2 separate regions of the Homo sapiens genome follow, and region 1 is linked to region 2. Evidence: read pairs that join two places in POLR2A ChIA-PET (ENCODE). Cell type or tissue: endothelial cell of umbilical vein. All regions are shown on one strand. Links, peaks and the distances in the headings refer to the core of each region. The heading gives the core; the rest is flanking DNA.

What was found. Peaks named below come from ENCODE experiments on the same cell type or tissue, not always from the same donor. Only the 100,000 strongest peaks of a DNase experiment are listed, where the experiment ranks them.
Region 1: POLR2A ChIA-PET joins it to region 2 with 5 read pairs; 2 of 35 experiments call an interaction of 5 or more read pairs at or near these places.

What each region holds. Positions count from the first base shown.
Region 1 is chr11:128,700,885-128,709,203 of GRCh38, forward strand. The region is part of intron 1 of FLI1 (Fli-1 proto-oncogene, ETS transcription factor); the gene reads left to right. Among named protein-coding and RNA genes, the nearest start is that of SENCR, 9.0 kb to the left of the region's middle. RefSeq lists an enhancer at 1-759 and a silencer at 3,834-3,923. In endothelial cell of umbilical vein, for the core only: no CTCF peak of the experiment used is centred there; a DNase peak (open chromatin) is centred at 4,827; H3K27ac peaks cover 3,904 bases.
Region 2 is chr11:128,237,094-128,245,412 of GRCh38, forward strand. LINC02098 (long intergenic non-protein coding RNA 2098) reads left to right here. Exons shown (of 4, transcript NR_146647.1): 4 at 4,185-4,348. Among named protein-coding and RNA genes, the nearest start is that of LINC02098, 32 kb to the left of the region's middle. In endothelial cell of umbilical vein, for the core only: no CTCF peak of the experiment used is centred there; a DNase peak (open chromatin) is centred at 3,628; H3K27ac peaks cover 2,474 bases.

The sequences.
Region 1 (8,319 bases), core at 2,510-6,509, 460 kb after region 2:
ACTTGGGTCTTGTAACATGTATAGAAAGGAGGAATGAAAACTTGTGACTAGAGGGATGATCTACATAGCTGTACAAGTCTCTTAGAAACAAATCCTTCGTACTCTCTTCTCCTTAGGAAATGAAGATGGAAGTGGCTCCATCACTTATCAGAGGCCACACAAGAAATGAGCAGCAGTCAGGATTAGACAACCAGAGATAGATTCAGGCAACCAGCAGTGCTGTCTTCTGTCTTCAAAGACACCTGTTGATTAAATATGGCATTAGGGGAGGGAGGAGAAACTCTATTTCACCAGATGACATAAAACTGTGATTATCCTTCTCATCCCTTCCTTCCCAGGGGATTTCACCATGAGCAATCTTTTCAATTGGGCCTTCTATCCTGGGCTACAATTTTAGTTCCTTTTGAGAATGAGTCAGCAGATAGTGCTTGAGAGGAGAAAAAAGAAAAAAAAAAGTCTCTCTAAAACTCAAATCAAATTTCTGTGGGCCTTCAGACAAGTCTGACATTCTTCCATGAGTTGGCTGGGCCGCTGGTCTCAGTTAGGAATACTGACACTTCACCCCAGCAAACCAAAAACGCAGAGACTCATCACCGTCATTCCAAGTAGGATCAGAGATGGAGTGTTCAGACGCATTTTCAGATAATTCAGATCAACTTTACAGTACCTTCAAAATTGCTCATCCCTACAAAAATGAAGCAAACACTAATGTATTTAAGAGATTTGCCATCTTTGGGAAACAATGTGTCTGCCATTTAGTTTAAGATCAAAATCTCAGAGTATGAGAATTTTTCAAATCACCTCAAAGGGAAGGCAGACTTGAACACTGAAATGCTTTCCCAAGAGCAAGCCCCATTTACCCAGCCAGTGCTATGTGTCCAAGGCAATGAAAGATCTTATGTCACATCTCAGTGCACACATGCAAGAGGCTGGAATTACAGGTGCCATGGGAGCTTTAACCTCGAATTTCTAGACATTGTGTGGGTTTCACATGTCTACTGGAATCTAACACTCCAGTAGCAGAATTGTTAGGTCTGAATATATGGGTATTCATTGATGTTATGGGAAAGGAATCGGAGAGTGAGCAATTCTGCAGTACCATTCATGTAGCAAAAGTGTGAAAACAAACAGGTTAATATTAGAAAATTACTCTGCTCATGAGTTGTTTTAAGTTACTGCTGTTACAGTCTATGGAAAAGCGTATGTTTCAATTGAAATTCTCATGTCTACAGAGTCATTTTGTCTTTAGACATTTATGACTGAATTCATACTCATTCATGTATTCAATACTCATTCATGTATTCATTCACCCAAATGTTGAATAATATTACCAGGCACCAATCTCAATAGAGCATTCATGTAAATGAACAAGAATAAGGTTTCTATGCTATTTCTTCCAGGCTTTGAGAGAGTAGACATTTCTCTTCTTTCTGATTTTTAGCTCTGAGTATTGGAAATTCCAAAAGAAGCAATACTCATTGGAGAAATCTTTATTTGTGGCTTATAATCATAAGGATGGTTAGACACATTTTCTTAAAGGTAACAACCAGTTTATATTCTCCATTGCCCCTTCACCCTTGGTGATATAATTTACTGTAAGGATATTTTTGGAAGGCTAGGTCTTCAGCCAAGGATATTTCTTCTTCTGATTCTCCCTTTCTCAGCTTTAGTTCCTCTATTTATATATTAACATGGGGCCAGGCACGGTGGCTCACACCTGTAATCCCAGCATTTTGGGAGGCCAAGGCGGGTGGATCACCTGAGGTCAGGAGTTCAAGACCAGCCTGGCCAATATGGTGAAACCCTGTCTTTACTAAAAGTACAAAAATTAGCTGGTCATGCTGGCGCATGCTTGTAGTCCCAGCTACTTGGGAGGCTGAGGCAGAAGAATTGCTTGAACATAGGAGGTGGAGGTTGCAGTGAGCCAAGATCGTGCCTCTGCACTCCAGCCTGGGCAACAGGGCGAGATTCTGTCTCAAAGAAAAAAAAAAAAAACATGGAGAAAAATACCATAGGTAAGGTGAAAACTAAATGAGAAACGGAGAAAGAATATTTATCATACATAAAGCATAAATGTCCTATCATACAAAGACTACTTACAAATCAATAAGAAAAGACACACCACTTAACAGAAAATAGGCAAAAATGCTATGAATAGACAACACTAGAAAGAAAATACAAATGGGCAATAAATAAATGAAAAGAATTTCAAGCACATGCATAAAGACATTCAAATAAAAATAATAAAATTCCAATGTTTATGACCTAGGAGGACAGCAGAGACTAAAACAGCTTAATGTCTCATGTTGGAAAGAGTAAAGGAAATGTCACTGTCTTATCCTCTTGGTAGGAGTATGACTTGGTATAATCTTTCCACAGAGCAACATCTATTTGAGAAGTTAACTATTTACACAAATTTGATAATGCCAATTCTACAGCTATGTTCACTCAGATATATGTACAATGTGTTTATTGTAGCATTGTTTGTTACAGCAAAAGTTGGAAATAATCTAAATGTCCACCAGTAGGGGACTAGATAAACAAAGGAGGAAAGATTCATGTAAGAAAATGCCATGCAACTACAAAATGGGATAAAATCAATTGTCGTATACACTGATTTAGAAAATTCTCCAATGTATATTATTACATGGAAAAAAGCAAAAAGTTCCAAAATATTGGGCCGGGCACGGTGGCTCACTCCTGTAATCCTAGCACTTTGGGAGGCCGAGGCTAGCAGATAATGAGGTCAAGAGATTGAGACCATCCTGGCCAACATGGTGAAACTCTACCTCTACTAAAAATACAAAAATTAGCTGGGTGTGGTGGTGCATGCCTGTAGTCCCAGCTACTGGGGAGGCTGAGGCAGGAGAATCGCTTGAACCCAGGAGGCAGAAGTTGTGGTGAGCCGAGGTTGCAACACTACACTCCAGCCTGGGTGACAGAGCGAGACTCCGTCTCAAAAAAAAAAAAAAAAAAAAACAAACGTTAAGAGAGACACAGAAACAGACTTGTAAAAAGGTGAATGGGCACCAAGATTTTATCCTGAATGTGCTGGTCCCGGTGACTTTAAGATTCGAAATTGAGGTAAATGCAGGGAGAAATTGGCTGGCCTAGGATCCGGAGACCTGAGTTCCAGCCCCAGCTCTATCCCAAACTAGCTATGGGATGTTAGGCAAGTCACTTCACTTCCTCATCATTCATGTTAAAGGTCTTCTCATATATAAAATGAAGGTATGATTTCAAAATTTGCTTTCAGCTCTCATGTTCATTTGACTCTGATCCTAGACAGGCTTTAAAACATTTCTTATTTGGGGGTGTGGATGATAGAACCTCACGTAGATGTTCTATCTGATCCTGTGTGGCTCTTCTCCCATAATCTCAGGGCTACATTTTGTACTGTGGAGTGACCCTCAAGGCCAGGTGAAGGCAGGGGCTCTCAGCAGGTGCTTGGTGAGTTTCTCCGAGCTGGTTGTTTTTATTGCCAAGTGACACTAGAACTGTGCTAATCCCTTTCCGTTAATGCAAACTAAGAATAGGGCCTGACGCCACTCTGGGGTCTTAGATTCTTTTCCGAAATTTGGTCTCATTTAAAACCCAAAACACTCTTTGGCTCCAAGCGTCTTTCCCGTGGCCTTTAAAAAAATCCTGTTTAATTGAAAGGAAATTGAATTTGTCTGGTTTTGATTCATTTACACTTAACTCTTCTAAAAACAATAATTTGATGTCCAAGGAGAATTTTGAGTCTCTTAATGGGTTTTCTGGAAGGCTTTGTTTCTTCTTGTTAAAACAGGAAGTGGTGTTCTATGGGCAAACACAGTCAACCCCAGAAGGCCCCAATTCAGTTTGAAACTGTATCACCCACCATTTTGCATGGGTCCTCATGACCCCAAGCTAAGGCCTTTCTTTCCCTAGTACTCACCTAAGAGAAAGAGATGCTCATCTTTCATCAGAGGGGGAATAAAAATGAGGAAGAACAATCATAGTTATAAAGAGAATAAGTTATCTATCCAGCTCAAGGTGACAATATCTATTCAAACCTTTAAGACATGCACTTGATCCCTGTAACAACCCTGTGATGTATGTAATATTTCCATTTTGAAGAGATTGGGTAAGTTACTCATGGTCATACAGGTAGAAAATAGAAAAGCAATTATTGGAACCTAATCCTGCTTACTTCCAAATTCCATAAAGCTTAGCCACTGTGATACATCACCAGATTGATACATACATCTCCATATAGTTTAGGCTACGAGCCCATCTATGGGGACCATGTAGGTTTTGTTACTATTTGTTTTATCTCTTTGTCTAAGTGACCACTATCCACAGTCTGCACCGGTCAGATTCATGAAACTGCTCAATTCTTCACAACTCTTTATTCAAGAAGGCCTATTTCCCAGGTAAGAAAGCCTGCCTGGCTTTGTTAGCAGGTGCACTGGTGTGAAACTGACAGGTTCTCTTTTTACATAATGATCCAATGAGTTGATTTTTAAATGTTTTATAGCTCAATAGAGAACGGCATATTCTTTGACCTGCCAAGGCTTCCTCCTCTACCCTTGTACCTTCGTTCTTTCTTCCTTTCCTCCTCGAAATCTTGCTCTCTTCTTCATTCTATTCCACTCATATACACACAAAACTATACACAATTTTTTTTAAAAAACATAACAGATTCAGGAGGTTATATAAAACACAAAGAAGGGAATGTTTTGCGAGGTTAAAAGGAAATCATTGAGTAGGGCTGACTTCAGGCTCCAGTTTCTCTTGAATAGCCTTTCTTGTTATTTCAAGGCTGATTGACTTATAACTGCATCCAAAGCTGCCTCACACCAGTTCCTTTTATCAGACCAAGTGAGACTTCCTGTGGACTGGCCCAGCTTCCTGATATATTTCCTTTTTCCTTTGGCAGAACAAAGAAAACCATAGCTCCAAGGATCCTTGGGAGCAAACACAATTTAGCCCTGAAGAACCTATTATTTTAAATTTTTCATTCTCAATGCGTAGGGCCAAGCGCCTGCCTTTGCTTTTTTTTTCCCCACAGCATTCTGTGTAATGTCCCGATGAACCCTATGTGCAATTACCAGGGGTCGATGAGCTACTTGAATTCATCCTAGTTGTAGTTTGATTTTATTCAAAGTAGGAAAATTAAGCCATTTTCAGTGCACAAGCACCCCCACCTCATACACGCATACACCTTCAAGAGGGACGTGGAACACCTCTCTACATAGGGTTTAACCTTTTGTTACCTGAGCTCAACACAACAGGTGTGCAAGGAAACCCTCTTGTCTAGAGATTTCAACCTATCTGTTTTTGCAGTTCTGACTCTAGAAACATGCGTATAGGAGAAGAAGCTTCAAGGTGTATCCAAAGGATCATCAAAGTCAGTTGAAGAAGAAATTCCAGAAATTGAGTTGAGATCGCTGCTTTTCTCTTTTGCCTGGAGTGTCTCCCACATCACTCCATACAACGTGGCCTCACTATTCACTCTACACATTACTACTGAAAGACCTTTAGGCATGACCCAGGGTAACAAGGGAGCACTGTTAAGAAAGTTGCTTGTTTCTCTGTCATATCTCCCAAAGTACCTATCACACATTGCCAACTTAGGATAGCCCCCTCCCCAGTAGTCTCAAAAAGAAAGAGGCCATTGACGGAGAGACAACTGAGGCTTCAAGATGTAGTGTGTCAAAAGATGGGAACCAGGCAAGAGCCCCTGGAAGCAGAACTCAAGTATTCATGCCCCCAAACACCACGCTCTACAATGAGGGTGTTTTCTGGAGCAAAGATATCAAGGCTCATTTAACCCACAGGGACTCCTGCTTCTTTGTTCATTGGTCCTATTTTCTGACCATTGTCATAATATTTCTGGGTGATTGAAGAGGGCACTTTCCATAGGAACCACATGGGTAAGTGAGTAATCATGTAGCCACCCAAATTTTACTAAAGTAGATTTTTCTCTTTAAAAGGATTGCTGATTTGGAAGAGGGTAAACAACAAAACAAATGTAGCTCTTCTGGCAAGAGGCATTTCTTAGGGCTAATTCAACATGGTTAATTCATAATGATTTTTCCTAACCCAGTTCTCATTGTTATCATGTCTAGTTGAAAATGGATTTAAAGAATATTCACAAAGAAGAAAATAACTCAGAAACTATGTGGCATGAGGAGACTGTGAGGGGGTTATGGGCACGGTTGGTGTGCTCTGCTTTGTATAACCTGCTTGGGCGATAGCAAAGGCAAGGGGTTAAAATGACTGCCCCACACTATGAGCTTAGGATCTTTCTTTTCCCAGCACGATACTCTGTCAATAGCCCTGTACCCAAGTTCATGAACAGTCAGGAATCCTGAAGAAAAGATTCATACATTATCTTAAGCAACTTCCCCCGCCCTGATAACACTGCCTGTAGAGAACCATGCTAACCTGCCCTTCGACTTCTCCATAATAAGAACACATTGGTCGAAGGGCACAAGTCCTCTTTCTCAAATACGGTCTTTGGTGCAACATAGGACTTCCCTAGAGGTGAGGGACTTGAAGGGCACCTGTACTTTTTGCACTTTTCTAGAAAGGAGAGGGAGAAAGAGCAGGTGACTTTTCTAGAAACGTCATTTCAGGAAACCAGCATGTGGAGACTTCCCAGGGTGCCTTGGGGAAGGCATCCAGCCCTGTGGCTGTGCTGCTCTGGGCTTCTAAGCCATTCCTTTTGGAGACTGTGGGTCTCTATAAACATACTGAGTCTGAAGTGTGGTAAAGGAATTACCATGGCTCCCCCTCCCTGCCTTCTTGGAGTTTGCCCCCTGAGTTTTGTAGACAAGCCATGACAGGGCAGTAGGACTGGGTTTAGAGCTCATCAGAATTATTTATTTCTTCCTATCAGTTTGGACAGGGTATGACCCAGACTCTTCTCTGCCCAGAGCACCCTTTTAAAAAATTTAAAACCCTGTGTGTATTTCATGGGAAATTTCACATGCCTGTTTCTGATTCACTTCCAATTAAAGGCTCAAAACACTGGTTTTGTAAGAGCTCTTTGATGATTCAGATTCTTGTTGGTTCATCTTTTTTTCTCTCCTAAATGTCCATAGAAGCTTAATAAATGTTGTTCAGACATTTGCATGCTTAACTGTTGAAAATAATTGGAAACAGGAAAGAATGTTTTGTTAGTGTGCACAGTACAAGCACACTTACAAGGGAAGGAGAGACACAGCCTCAGTGAAGGGAAACTCCTGGGAAAACAGGGGTATCCCTGAAGGTGGGTGCCTTGGTTTCCCCATTGCCGTGCATGGGGGAGGAAGCTTTCAGCTCAGAGCTACCAAAAAGGGAGAGGAGCGTTACATGAGACACAAGAATCCTTCTTACTGTGGTCAGTTACCATCGACAAGCAGTCAGTTGAGTGGTCAGTCTCATCCAAGATGGAACAGGTGGATTGGCATTTTCCATATGCTAACACTACTTTTAACTCCCTTCTGATTGGAAGGAGTTGGTTGTCTGCTATTAGAGCAAGCCTCGTTCTCCACCTCCTTTAAAAACTTTGCTGGTGAAGCTGTCTAGGTGCACCTGTGCCTAGCTCCCCTGAGAGAGTTTTATATATCGGTCCCTCTAAAGTGCTAATGTGGGCACCGGCTTGGGTAGTCTGAGTTCTGTACCTGGTTTTGCCTTAGGCTGGCTTCGTGACATTGGACAAGTTACTCTCCCCTTCTCAGTGGGTCCATTTACCCAAAAGGATTAAGGCTTCTTGATGATCCTCTTCTTCCATGGATTTGGTAAAAAACTGGAGTAGTGAGTTGCTTTGAGTTTCTTCAAGAAAAGCGTGAATTAATTACTACACTTTGACTAACTACTGGGTGGCTCATTGGATGGCTTTCTTGTTGCCAATGTAACAAGATTGCTGTAAATCATGCGGCATTTCAGATTCCGAGCCTTATTTGGACTTTTTACTAAAGAAAGAGCACCCGCCCCGTCTTTTTATTTGTCAGGCAAAGTTCAGTCAGCCAATATTCAGTTAGCCAAAGTTACCAAATGTGACTTCATGCCCACACAATGTAAATATAATGTGTCAATGCTGTGTGCTGTAAGGTGCTTCTTGCCTAAAAAAGGTGAGACAAAACCTTAGGAAGGCTGGCAGTAAACCTCTGGAGTATTTTGCCAGATTACTGTGACAGTGGCAGAATGATTTTGTGAAAGCCACATGCAGTCTGAAGTTTGGAAATCTAGGTTCAGACCCACTTATTAATTGTGTGGTCTTCGGTCAGATAATAACTTCTCCAATCTCCTTTCCTACCTGTAAAATAATAGTAGTACTGGTAGTAATAATGCATAACGTTAATTTTT
Region 2 (8,319 bases), core at 1,936-5,935:
AGGCGCAGGCGGGAACCGGGGCTGCGCGCGGTGCTTGCGGGCCAGCGTGAGTTCCGGGTGGGCGTGGGCTGGGCGGACCCCGCGCTCGGAGCAGCCGGCCGGCCCTACGGGCCCGGGCAGTGACGGGCTTAGCACCTGGGCCAGCAGCTGCTGTGCTCAAGTTCTCGCCGGGCCTTAGCTGCCTTCCCACGGGGCAGGTCTCGGGACCTGCAGCCCACCATGCCTGAGACTCCCCCGACTCCGTGGGCTCCTGTGCGGCCGGAGCCTCTCCAATGAGCGCCGCCCCGTGCTCCACGCGCCCAGTCCCATCCACCACCCAAGGGCTGAAGAGTGAGAGCGCATGGCGCGGGACTGGCAGGCAGCTCCACCTGCAGCCCATTGCGGGATCCACTGGGTGAAGACAGCTGGGCTCCTGAGTCTGGTGGGGCCGTGGAGAACCTTTATGTCTACTAGCTCAGGGATTGTAAATACACCAATCAGCACCCTATGTCTAGCTCAAGGTTTGTAAACAAACCAATCAGCACCCTGTGTCTCAGGGTTTGTGAATGCACCAGTCGGCACTCTGTGTCTAGCTACTCTGGTGGGGCCTTGGAGAACCTTTATGTCTAGCTCAGGGATTGTGGATACACCAATCAGCACTCTGTATCTAGCTCAAGGTTTGTAAACACACCAATCAGCACCCTGTGTCTAGCTCAGGGTTTGTGAATGCACCAATCGACACTCTGTATCTAGCTGCTCTGGTGGGGCCTTGGAGAATCTTTGTGTGGACACTCTGTATCTAACTAATCTAGTGGGGACGTGGAGAACCTTTATGTCTAGCTCAGGGATTGTAAACGCACCAATCAGCACCCTGTCAAAACAGACCACTCGGCGTTACCAATCAGCAGGATGTGGGTGGGGCCAGATAAGAGAATAAAAGCAGGCTGCCCGAGCTAGCAGTGGCAACTCGCTCGGGTCCCCTTCCACACTGTGGAAGCTTTGTTGTTTCGCTCTTTGCAATAAATCCTGCTACTGCTCACTCTTTGGGTCCACCCTGCTTTTATGAGCTGTAACACTCACCATGAAGATCTGCAGCTTCACTCCTGAGCCAGCGAGACTACGAACCCACCAGAAGGAAGAAATTCCAAACACATCCGAACATCAGAAGGAACAAACTCCCGACGTGCCACCTTAAGAGCTGTAACACTCACCGCGAGGGTCCCCGGCTTCATTCTTGAAGTCAGTGAGACCAAGAACCCACCAATTCCGGACACAATATGACTTTAAAGATCACTAAATTAAATAGAATGTGTTCTTAAATATCTTTCATGAAATGTAAGCTCAGTAAATGATAAAAGGGATCATGAACTGTGTGGTCATCCTATCCCACAGTAACTATTAATGTATATAAATGATGCCCAGATTTAACAGGACAGGATAAAAGTAATACCACAAACACTAAGAAATAAATGTTAATATCAGACTGTTACCTTGTTAATAGTGGGGAAGTGTCACATGTTTCAGAGACATCCTAGTTATTTACATCCAGAAGAGGTTTCACCAGGCACATTATATAGAAGAGCCCACCAAGAAACAGTGAGCTGAAGAGACCTTGCATAGCCAGCTAACACCAGAGACAAAGATCATGTGAGAAACTAGAAGCCAGTTGTGAAAGGGGCACCATCAGCATCACTGGTCCTTGCATTTATAAAGAGGCAATTTAGTTTTTTAATTAGATCAGGTTTTCTGACTAATGAAATAATATCTCTGTACAAACATATACATACACACATGCAGATACCCAATACACAGAAAAAAAAAGAGTTAATTGAAGAATAGGAAAGGAATTTAAGATCACTCAAATCGAGATCTTCAAAATTCAAGTATACATATTTCACTCATAACAGAAACAGGAAGCTGTGAATAAGGAACAGTCATAAAACAAGGAAGATGTCTTTGAAATCAAGATTATAATTGCCATCTACATACAGTTGCTTGCTCTATGTCTCTTTCTCTTTCTCTTTCTTTCTCTCTCTCACTCTGAAACTTCCAAATGTCTTCTATTAACAGGACACTTAATTCCAGGTGATGTATGTATCAAATTAGAATTCTAGCCCTTCTATATAGTCTCAGGTTGTCTGTCATCTCTCCCTGAATGTTTCTGAGTCCCCCACCTGCAGTTCCCTGTGGCTTTTTCAGTGAGAATGTGCCACTCAGCTTTTCTAATGGGGTCTTCTGGTGGCCCTGAGTGATGAGATCACTAAGGAAATACTTTAGTGTTGAGAGACTCGTCCTGGGCCCAAACAAAGCCCACCTTCTGATGTCAGAAGGGGCACTTAGAAGTGAATCAGCACTCTGTCCTATCAGGCTTTCTATTTATGAAGAACAAGAGGTGAATAGCACTGTCCTTGCTGTGCACACTCATATTCCTCTGAAGCCCCTTTGATACAATAACTCAGCTGGTTCTGTCTTCCTCTCAGAGCATGGAATCTCTCCTGCCAATGGGGGGACTGTGTGGTTTGAAAAAGCTCCTGTAGGTGGTTCTGATTCAGAACACCCCACCCATCCAGCACTGGATTGAGAACTAGGGGTCAAAAGGCACACTGAACGGTAGACGTGAGGCTTCCTACGTCTCCTATTTCACAGACTTTATGGAAAAGCAGGTTTGGAAATGAATGAACCCAGGATGAAAATTTAAGTCTCTATAAAATATTTTTCATCTACAAAGAAACAACTTTTTCCTCTACCAAAGTTATTTCAGATACATGTGTCTTCATTATGGTCATCTGGGTATTTGTAAGGAATACCACATCCCTTGCATTTCAGGTGTGTTGTGAATTAAAGATTACATTATTTTCCTTTTATCCTTATCATCTCCAAACCTCCTACACAACAATTGCAAAAGAAGTAATACTGCAAACTCTCAAGTCTGTTGTGAGGATTAATTTACTTAGATTACATAAGATATTTAAAACAATAAAAGGTGCTTAATGTATAAAACCTATTATCATAGTTAACTTTTCTTTTAGTCTTATGGCTACATTGTGTAGTAAATATTGTATAATCTGCATTGCATAGTCATACAAAAATGTCATCTTCACAGTACATTTCTAATAACCTGGAAAGCATTCTGTCATTTTCTTAATATTGGCATGATTCTTGGGTTTGGTTAAAAGGGATTAGAAGAGATTCATTCTCCCCATCTCTACTAAAAATACAAAAAAATTAGCCGGGCCTGGTGGCGGGCGCCTGTAGTCCCAGCTACTTGGGAGGCTGAGGCAGGAGAATGGCGTGAACCTGAGAGGCGGAGCTTGCAGTGAGCCGAGATCACGCCACTGCACTCCAGCCTGGGCGACAGAGCAAGACTCTGTCTCAAAAGAAAAAAAAAAAAAAGAAGAAGAAGAAGAGATTCATTCTGTGTTTGGTCTCTTTTCTCCCCTGTTTGAATTTGTCACAGCCCTTTCCCTATACTGAATCTGATTGCTAGGAAACAGTCCGTTGTGAAATATGTCTCAATGTTACACTTATTTGCAATATATTCAGCTTTACTCCATGCTCTGGCATTGTTCTAATGAGATCAATGTATTGCCAAACTGAGTCACTGGTTCCTTCCCTTCTTCCAAAGAAAACAACGGCAATTCCAAGGAATTCTTTTCTTTGTTAGTTTTTAGCCTCCTATTTCATTTCTATTATAAATAGCATCAATTATCTGATGTGTAGCTGACAGAGAAGTTTGCCTCCCATGAATCATTTCATTCAGCTGATTCGGCAAAACATTTGACCATGAACGTGCATGCGTGTGTGTGTGCACAGACTCCAGTGCCTGAGTTTTCGTATAAACTAGATAAAGTCCATTTGTCTCCAGATTAATGATAAACAAGATTAAGAACACAGTTTCTAAGTTTTGTTTCATTTGGGCCTTCTCGAGCTGCATTTAGCCGATACTAAGTTATAATGACCTTTGGAAAGTTCACAAGTTTCCAGGGGTCCAGGATAGTAATTAGCTCTTAATTGTAAAAACAAGTGCTGCTGAAGAACATAAGGTCATAGGAAAATCAGGAATCAGGACTTTGTACAGAAAAAAAAAAGTGAATAAAATAATGTTTATTCATTTATGAATCACTCAGTCATGATTTTCTTTTTATAATATCATCGAAAGAAATAAAATGCCTTGTGTTTAAATTTTCACTATGCTTGTATTTCAGCCTCATCAAGAGATACTACCCCTGATCTTTTCATTTCACTTTCCTCGGGTCTGCCTAAACTCAGTGTCTCTCCTAGAAAACCACCCAACTCATGAAAAACTGTTTGTAAGAAAATGTTCTCAACACAAAGAAATAATAAAGGTTTGAGATGATAAATATGCTAATTACCCTGATCTGATCACTATACATGATATGTATGAAAACATCACTATGTACCTTGTAAAATTATTATACGTCAATTAAAAAAAGGGAAAATGTGTTGTGCTTAATTATAATAAGAAAATTTAAACAGATTGATGAGAATTCAAAGTTTTCACTGATGTGAATATTAGTTAACAGGAAAAAAGAACTCATAAAAACTGTTCCATACTTGTTTTACCCCAAAATGTTAATCCATGCTGTTATAGATACCCTGTGAGACACACAAATGCTTTTCCAACTCATTGATTTCAAATCAAAGGGCAAAATATACATTAGTAATGATGATATGCCAAAACGCTCCTTAATGTGAACATCAGTATTTACGTTTTAATGTCAGTTACAAAGATCCCTGGGCGGGCGCGGTGGCTCACACCTGTAATTCCAGCACTTTCGAAGGCCGAGGCTGGTGGATCATGAGGTCAGGAGATCGAGACCATCCTGGCTAACACAGTGAAACCCCGTCTCTACTAAAAATACAAAAAATTAGCCGGGCTTGGTCGTGGGTGCCTGTAGTCTCAGCTACTTGGGAGGCTGAGACAGGAGAATGGTGTGAACCCGGGAGGCGGAGCTTGCAGTGAGCTGAGACAGCGCCACTGCACTCCAGCCTGGGCAACAGAGCGAGACTCCGTCTCAAAAAAAAAAAAAAAAAAAAAAAAAAAAAAATCCCTAAGCAGAGATTTGGGATCCTTTATATTCATGAATCTTTAATTCAGGAGTTCAAGATACCACAAACCGGCCGAGTGTGGTGGCTCATGCCGGTAATCCCAGCACTTTGGAAGGCCAATGCAGGTGGATCACTAGAGCCCTGGAGTTAGCCTGGGCAACATGGGGAAACCCCCCGTCCCTACAAAAAACTACAAAAGTTAGCCAGGCGTGATGGCATACGCCTGTAGTCCCGGCTACTCAGGAGGCTGGGAGGACGGCTTGAGTCCAGAAGGTGGAGGTTATAGTAAGCCGTGAACATGCCACTGCACTCCAGCACGTGCAACAGAGCAAGACCCTCTCCTCTTCCTCTCTCACAAAAAAAAAAAAAGAAATCACAGAACTATATTACTGCATATTTGTTTGTGTACAATTTACTTTTAATGTGACAACTTCTAGTTTCCCAATAAACTGAAATCCTACACTGAAAAAATAAATCCAGTAACTCACAATTATGTGTTTTGGCTGGCCAAGCATGTTTATCATTTTAAAATAAAATACAGTGTTGCAAAAACAGTTGTAGTAGCTTGGCAATTGTGTTTCAGTACTGTAATGCATGGGTATCAGAAGAGATTGGGCAGATTTCAGCACATTAAGTTACATTTTATTATAGTTCATTACATTTAAGAAAAAATTAACTGAAAATGCCATTTTTCTTGTTATCAGCATGGAAAGGCCTCAGTATAATAAGTACCATGAATTGATTTATTGAGCACTTACCATGTGCCAGTCAATTGACACTGTTGTCACGTAGTCTTTTAACATGCCTGTGGAGTAGACAGATTATTTTTATTTACATTTATAGATGAAAGTGAGTTTTGGAGAGGTAAGGTAACTGTACTCAAGTTAAAAAAGAAGAAAAAAGGTAGTAAGTATAGTAAGTAGAGGTTCTGAGAATGAAACCCAGCTGCATATGATTCCTTAGACTATGATAACTTCTCTGCTATTGTCATTTGCACAAGCTGGCTAAAAATAAACAAATAAAAGGAGCAAAACTAAAACAAAGAGATCCCATGCACACAAGATGTGCACATAGACTCCTATACCTAAGGAATCATCATACACTAAAAGCTCATATGTTTCCAGGTATTTTTCCTGAAGAGTTGATGGAAATGTATCCTTTGAAGGGTATAATGTGCCACCAATCCTTACCATTCTCCTCCCTCCCATTGCTCTAGTGTCTTGTGTTTTGAGGTGAGTATCCTGAACCAGACCTCTGAGTAGCTGAGTCTGTAGGTAAAACACACATTCATATCATGGACCCTAAGGAGGCTGTGTGCAAATGTACCCTTTCATTTACACGCTAGATCAAAGGCTGTAAACATCATTCCTGAAGACGCATGTGATCATCTTAGCAATGCTGACGTGTACAAATGTGGATGAAGATCAAATTTGCTTAGAGTTGTCTTTCTTTAGCTATTTCTCTTTTAAAACCTATGCTTGGAGTTTTAAAAGAGTTCAAAGCAAAAGTTAAACAATTTTATACCAGCTCTCATCCAAGATAAGACCAGTAGCATCACCAACACAATCAAAATGGTCCCAAGCAATGTTCCATTTGAGAATTCTTTTACCACAAACTTTTAACCCTCATGTACTTCAGAGGAAAACATTTTGTTTATGCTTATTTCAGCAAACGTTACTGAGTAAAACTGATGGGCTCTTTAAGTTGTTTCACAAGGTTTGATTTTAAATCAAGATGCTATAAATTAAGAAGGCTTTTAAAAATTCAACTTTCTAAAGATGTCAAATTTTACTGGGTATGTTTAAAATCAAAGGAAATGTTCTAAATAATATTTCAACTTGCAAAAGATGTTCAACTAAAAACCTGATGGAAAATAGCCAAGCATGGACAGCTTTACAGTAGAGGGGAGATGAGGCAGGGCTTGTCAGGACTAAATGAGCTATGAAAATCATTCCAATGTGGGTTCCAATAATGGCTGCACAATTGCCTTCTATGAGACCTCTGCTCTTCATTGACTCAGAGGTCAACTTTTAAGAATGTATAGAAGATTAAATTGAGATAAGATATGTAAAATGCCTGGCACATCGATCACATGGATGTATAAATTAAATGTACTACTATGACCAATTAGAGTTCTAGACCAATAGAAAGTGTGATACTAAAACATACAAATTGGAGGGTAGCACATAAGAGTTCAGCTGCTGCTTTCGACAGTTTTTAGCATGCTGCTCAGGAGGTCATCCTTGCAGCAGACTCATCACACATAAAAATCAACAATTCCAATTGGGAGAAAACTGACCCCACTCTCACCCCTCCAAGAGAAGGGTGATGGTTGTACCCTGGAAGGTGTCTGGTCACAGATGGAGAAATTTCTCTTAAAGTCTAGCTCATTTTTATCACATTGGATCCTAGAATGGAAATGGATATTCTTGTGGATAAGCACATTGATGCTAGGTCTGCACTGCCAAAATTCTAATCATGGCTGCCTTCCTCAGATCCAGCTATATAATTTATAGGGCCCAATTCCAAATGAAAATGCAGGGTCTCTTGTCCAAAAATCAGGGGTAAAGTGTCATTATGAGAAAAAAATTAAAATTGTAAATTATTAGCACAAATGTTACCATTCATCTTTACATTGTGCATACCAGTTTAAATGCAAATCTAAGACCATTCAACTTGTGTGCAGAATTACTTAAATTACACAATTTGTCTTCCACAATTCAGATATTCATATGTGTTTTGTTTCTTTCCAGAACAGTGGAAACTGCACTTAACTAACTCAACTGTACTTCTCGATATGTGCACATTCTACCAACACTCTCTATCTTTGGCTTGCTGATAAGTAAGGAAGGACGAAAAGAAAAAGGAATTATGGCTTGCCCCATCTTTCCCTTTCCTTCTATGTCATCATTACAAGCATAAGTAGTTGGCTACTACAGGGAAGTAACATGAGTAAGCAGGGATGTGATAAAGTGCCTGGGCATTCATGTCTCTTAGAGACATGCCACTGCCTTCTGTGTCCAGTGCAAGTTCTGGTTTGAATAGAAAGCGAGACCTCGTAGGGCTGCAGTGCCCATGCTTAGTCATAGATACGACATGCTTACTTTGTGCTTGCTTTGAGTCTCTCTGCACTCTCATGCATTGGGGATCCACTGGAGTTCTGTGTTCAAGGAACATCATCAACACTACATGTGGATGGAGCAATAAAAAACAGCGGACATCCACATTGCCCATACTTCCTCTGCTCACACGCACATTCTTGTCACATTG